Linked DNA regions of Homo sapiens: region 1 is linked to region 2. A link is a contact called in ENCODE Hi-C data. All regions are on one chromosome and are shown on one strand. Each heading gives the region's core, a stretch centred on a gene start or an enhancer-like site at or near the end of the contact. The rest is flanking DNA. Distances are from core to core; before and after follow the strand shown. Region 1 holds the start of NALT1 (NOTCH1 associated lncRNA in T cell acute lymphoblastic leukemia 1). Region 2 has its middle 11 kb from the start of FCN1.

Evidence for each region. A loop is a pair of places that touch in the nucleus more often than their neighbours do. Pooled maps may share reads with other maps.
Region 1: a pooled map shows a loop between it and region 2 (5-fold over the local background). The contact joins the promoter of NALT1 here to the enhancer-like site in region 2. A Hi-C loop is called at or near these places in 2 of 37 single-sample maps with no recorded cell type and 2 of 50 pooled maps.

What each region holds. Positions count from the first base shown.
Region 1 is chr9:136,546,592-136,549,091 of GRCh38, reverse strand. It overlaps NALT1 (NOTCH1 associated lncRNA in T cell acute lymphoblastic leukemia 1), which reads right to left and starts at 1,250. Exons shown (of 3, transcript NR_121577.1): 1 at 991-1,250. RefSeq lists an enhancer at 1,276-2,187 and a silencer at 2,380-2,479.
Region 2 is chr9:134,927,942-134,930,706 of GRCh38, reverse strand. No RefSeq gene overlaps it. Among named protein-coding and RNA genes, the nearest start is that of FCN1, 11 kb to the right of the region's middle. RefSeq lists enhancers at 479-1,336, 1,337-2,195. Within about 2 kb of position 1,298, at least 5 of the 41 ENCODE cell types and tissues checked have a DNase peak (open chromatin) inside an H3K27ac peak, as active enhancers do.

The DNA of each region.
Region 1 (2,500 bases), core at 1-2,500, 1.6 Mb before region 2:
CACAGGGTCATGGGGGCTGCAAGAGCCAAGATGAACTCCTGCAGGAAGGAAAGGGGCCTTGGGCTCAGCACCGGGAGTCTCAGCCCTGGCTGCTCCTTAGAATCTACTGCAGAGCTTTCAACACAGGCACCCCTCAAATACACCCACCCACCAGGTCACTGCTGACCCCCCTCTACTCGGACCACATCTCTCTGGGGCCGGAGCCGGCCCTGGGGTGTTTTAAGGTCACCTGGGTCTCCATGAGCTCCGTCGCTGTCCCCGTGTGCTCACCAGCTGTGCTTACCTCTCCACGCACTTAGGGGTGTGCTCTGCTCTCGAAAGTCCCCACAGCAGCCGCAAAGGAGGGGCCTGGTTGGGCCAATGTCAGCAGGGCCTCCTTAGCTCACCCTGACAATGGTACCCCCATTTCTCTGGCAGCAAACAAGGGGGAACTGACCCAGTTCAGTCTCCTGGGGTGCAACGCCTAAGCCACTCTCCCCTCAGCACCCGCAGGGGGCCTCTGAAGAAGAGAGGGCTGCAGGACACGTCTGCCTCTCCCCTCCGCAAACCAGGCTCTGCGGCCCCATCTCATCTGCTTCCAGGCTCCCTGGCCAGCTTGGGAACAGCCCCATTCATTCGGGGTACCCCTGGAACCTTGCCCCAGCTCCCACCACAAGTTGGGACAGGAAGCCCAAAGTGACTCCTACAGGGGAGGCCTGGCGGCACTGCACCCCAATTCAGCTTCTTGGGGTCCTAGCCCCCACCCTCCCATTGGGTTTCTGGAGTGGCTGGGGTGCCCTGCACACAACCTGCTCTTGTTTCTCTTTAGTCCCCGCAATGCCCGCTGCCCAGGGCTGCCTCCCGACCTGTAGGAGAAGGTCTCCAGGCCCTAGGCCAGCAGATGTACTCCTGTTGTGTCAGGACCCCAGCCTCCCCCGACTGCCCACACCCGCTGGCCTGACAAAGAGGAATGGGGAGCCCGGACAACTTGTGAATGAAAAAGCTTCTCACCTACTTGCCAGGGGCCTACCCCCTTCCCAGGCTGGTGGGGAGGTGAGGCCCATCCCCCTCATCCCTGGCTTCTCCTCGGCCACAGCTGTCCATGGGGTACTCCCGGCTGTGGGTGGTGCAGGGGTTGGGAGCTGGGAGGCCGAGGCCTGTGCTTCCCTCGGGCCTGTGCACCCGGCCGCACCATCCGTAACGCGGGCTTATGAGCGTGCCTGGCTGCTGGGTGGCCTGACGGGTGGACACCGAATGGGCCACTCTCTTCTCTGCTGGTAGAGGATGGAGGCCCAAGGTGGAGGTGCTGTCGGCACAGCTGGGGCAGACCAGGGGAGACCCCCTATCCAGGGATCCCCTCCTCCCCTCCCAGGCCGCCCCTCCGCAAAATGCTGAGGACTGGCCCCCGGGCCTGGGCTACATGGGCCATTACTTCTGGCCTGGGGCCCACAGGCAGAGATGCCAATGGAGGCACACAGGCAGTCGCACCCGCACCCGATCAGCACCAGGCCTGAGGCCTTCGGGCCTCCCTATGCCCCACCCCACCCCCACCCACCAGGAGCAGAGGACGTCGTGGTGGGCAGAGTCCTCAGCCTGGGAGCTGCACAGCCCCGCGCTTCCTTCTATGGAAAATCTGCTCCTCCAGGCTGCCTGGCTGCTGTTACATAAACATCTCTGCTGCCTCCAGGCGCCTCCTCTCCTGGGGCGCTGACCCCAAGATGTTACCCCAGGCCTGCAGAAGTGAGGCCAGATTCTGGGAGGACGCAGGCGAGGGAGGCTCCCAGCAGCAGCTACAGGGGCGGGACAGGCCGCCTGCACTGGCTGTTTCCAGAGTGCTCAGCATTTGGCAAGAGGTGTGCCAGGAAAGGCTTGCTGGGGTCAGGTGTGAGATTTGTCCTGCTTTCTGTGCCTGCCTCTGCCACCATGCTCTGGGGTTTCTGCAGCCCTCCCCCCAGGCCCCCACAGTCCTAGGTCCCTCCCAGCCTTTCGGTCTCCCCGCAGGGCAGGCTTAGCCCTCCTACTCCAGGAGGGGCGCCGGGACACGCGCCTTCTGCCATCGCACTCACCACCCTGTGTTGGGGTGGGGAGGGGGCGCTGTCTGTCCCTGGCACGAGGCCGTGAACTTTGCGCAGGGACTATGGCAGGCATTTTGGACTCCTGGCGCTTAACCAGGCTTGGCACAGGGTGCCCGTGCCTGGCATCGTGGTGGAGAAATAAATCAGCCGGAAGGAGCACGTGGGAAGGGCTGCGCCGGCGCCAGCGGCAGATCCGCCCGACCCGTTTGTGCTTTCTGGGGCCACCTTAGGCAGGCGGCGCCCGGGCAGGAGGAGGACGGTGACCGAGGAGCGTGTCGACGCGGGTCCCCCTTGGGGGAGCGGGGCACAATCCGTCCGCGAGGCACTGGTCCCGGCTGCTCCCTCGGGGCGCCCGGAGTCCCCTGCCCAGAGGCCGCGGCGCCCCCATCCCTCGCGGTCAAGTGCTCGGGCAATCACGGCCAGGGATGTCTGGCGGCGATCGATCC
Region 2 (2,765 bases), core at 49-2,548:
TGGGAGTGAAGGTAGGCTTACAGGCCACCTGGGTCACCCAGTAGGTGCAGCCCGGGGAGTGTGGCACGGCTGTGGAAAGCGTCGGGCTGAATGCAGATGCACCAGGATGGGTGATGGTAAAAGTCACACGTGCATGATGCAAATTCGGTGGAGGAAGTAATGTTCAGAGCCAGGTGCCACAGATGCCATTTACCTAAGTTAAAAATACACACACACAGATTCATTTTGAAAGAACATGGTTAAAATAAAAAGCTATGCACTAAACACAAGAAAGTGTTGTTTAGGCATGGAGGAGAGGCAGGGAAAGAGAAGGAGTGTGGGATAAAGGGAGAGGGAGAGAAAGGAGTCTGTGGGGACGCGGCACTGGTGGATAATGGTGCCTACCCCGGCCCCAGGCCTTTCGAGGTTGGATTTTTGGCTTCTCTGGTGTCCGCTGGTGTTTGCAGAGCCCCAGAACATCCTCGCACCCTGCTCTCTGCAGCAGCATTCCCCCCAAGCACACCTACCAGGAGGTGGGGAAAGCAAATCTACCCACTCTTCCCTGGAGACCCGAGGAGGACTGGCATTCCATCCAGGTGGCTCCCTTTGCTGGAAGAACCCTTGGGAGGACTATGGCCATTTGTCTGGGAGATGGAGCAAAGGGGAGGAAGGCCAAGAGAAACCATTGCTTGGACCTAGGGACACGGGGAGAGGGGAGGGAGAAGACTGCTCTGTGCAGTACGACTCTCCCTCAACTCAGCATGACTGTCCCCCAAACTCAGCACCACTACTCCCTGCTCTTGGCATGACTGTCCCAACTCTCAGCAGGGCTGTCTCTCCCTCTCAGCAGAAGGGGCTGCAGCTCTCACCTGCCCTTATTGGCATGGCCTGCCAGGAGCTGGTCCAAGGTCCCGCATCCCAGGTGGGGAGAGCCCCGGTCTGTGTGGACCCACAGTCCCTGCTCCTCACACAGGCATGGGGCTGCTGGGAGGCCTCCCACTCAGGGGGATAACAGGTGCTCAATAAACCTCATGCTCCCAGGCTGGGGCCTGATGCCTGAGTCAGGAGGCAGGGGTGGCCTGGGCTGTCCTGAGGACTGGACGAGGTGGGATATTGGTGAGGAAGAGGTAGTGAGGGGTCAGGCTGGGTCAACTCCGTGAGCTGCTGGGTCCCTGCCCAGGGGTTGGGGATGGAATAATTCCATGGGTCTTCCGAAAACCCCTGTCCTGGAGCCGGCACATGGTGACAGAGCGTGCCTCTCTGGAGAAAAGAATGAGGAACCTAGGGCAGGAATGGGGCTAGTCAGCCACAAGGAGGAAGCAGGGGCAGAAGTGGGGCTAGTTAGCCACAAGGAGGAAGCAGGGCCGTGTGTCCTGAGGTTGAGGAGAGGAAGCCCATGGGTGTGGACGCATCTGGCATTGCTCAAGGAAAGTCCTGGATTCCTCTTCCCCCCAATAAGAAATAACCAAACAGAGGTGGAGCAGGCAGCCCTTGGTCCCTTTCCTGGGGTCTGGGCTCTGGTTTGACTCGGCAGAGAACCTCTCCCCAGCGGCAGGGCTGCAGGCACAGTCTGTCCTCACAGCCAAGCAAAGGTGCCCTCTGCTTCCTCACAGGACCCTAAAGAGTAATGTGTGGAGGGCCCCACCGGGTCCAGCCAGGCGAGCTGTCCATCTTCCCACCACCAGCCAGACACGATAAGCAGAAAATGAGGGGGCGTGTCCCAACAGAGGGACGGGGATAGCCCAGCCCAGGGGATACGCCTGGGCTCGACACTGGTTCCAACCCCCACTCCGGAGGGAGCCAACTGCCCTGTGGCAGCTCTGGTGCCTGGAGGAGCCAGGTCTCTGGGTGGGTGAAGGGGACACAGCTGCTGCTCTCAGGTGCCCACTGGGGCCGGTGGGTCCTGGAAAGCTCCACCAGCAATGGTGGCACATTTTAAGGAGAACCTGGCTCTAGGTGTCACTCTAAGTCGGTTCCTGACTCCACGGCTCTCCGCTGGGCTTTTGGTGATGTTGCTTCACCTGCTGAGGCCATAACTTGGACATCTACCCCCAAGGTCTGCATTAGCAGAACTTTAGTGTTCCTTGAGACTCTTGCTCAGGAAGATGAAACTTGCAAAGGACTTCATTGCTCATTGCAGGAATCTCCCTAAAGACCCTGTATTAGTCAGGGTTCCCTAGAGGGACAGAACTAATAGATGTATATATGAAGGGGAATTGATTAGGAGAATTGACTTACGCGATAACAAAGTGAAGTCCCACCATAGGCCATCTGCAAGTTGAGGAGCAAGGAAGCCAGTCTGAGTCCCAAAACCTCAAAAGTAGGGAAGCCGACAGTGCAGCCTTCAGTCTGTGGCCAAAGGCCTGAGAGCCCCTGGCAAACCACTGGTGTAAGTCCAAGAGTCCAAAAACTGAAGAACTTGAGTCTGATGTTCGAGGGCAGGAAGCATCGAGCACAGGAGAAAGATGAAGGCTGGAAGACTCAGAAAGTCTAGTCCTTCCATCTTCTTCTGCCTGCTTTATTCTAGCCGCGCTCATAGCTGATTAGATGGTGTCCATCCAGATTGGGGGTGAATCTGCCTCTCCCTGTCCACTGACTCAAACGTTACTCTCCTCTACCAACTCCGTCACAGAAACACCCAGGAACAATACTTTGCATCCTTCAATCTAATCAAGTTGACACTCAGTATTAATCATCACAAGTCCACCCCCTGTCAACTTGAACCCATACACATTCTCCTGGTATCATATGTAATTTTCAAATAAAGACAATAATAAAGTCATAAT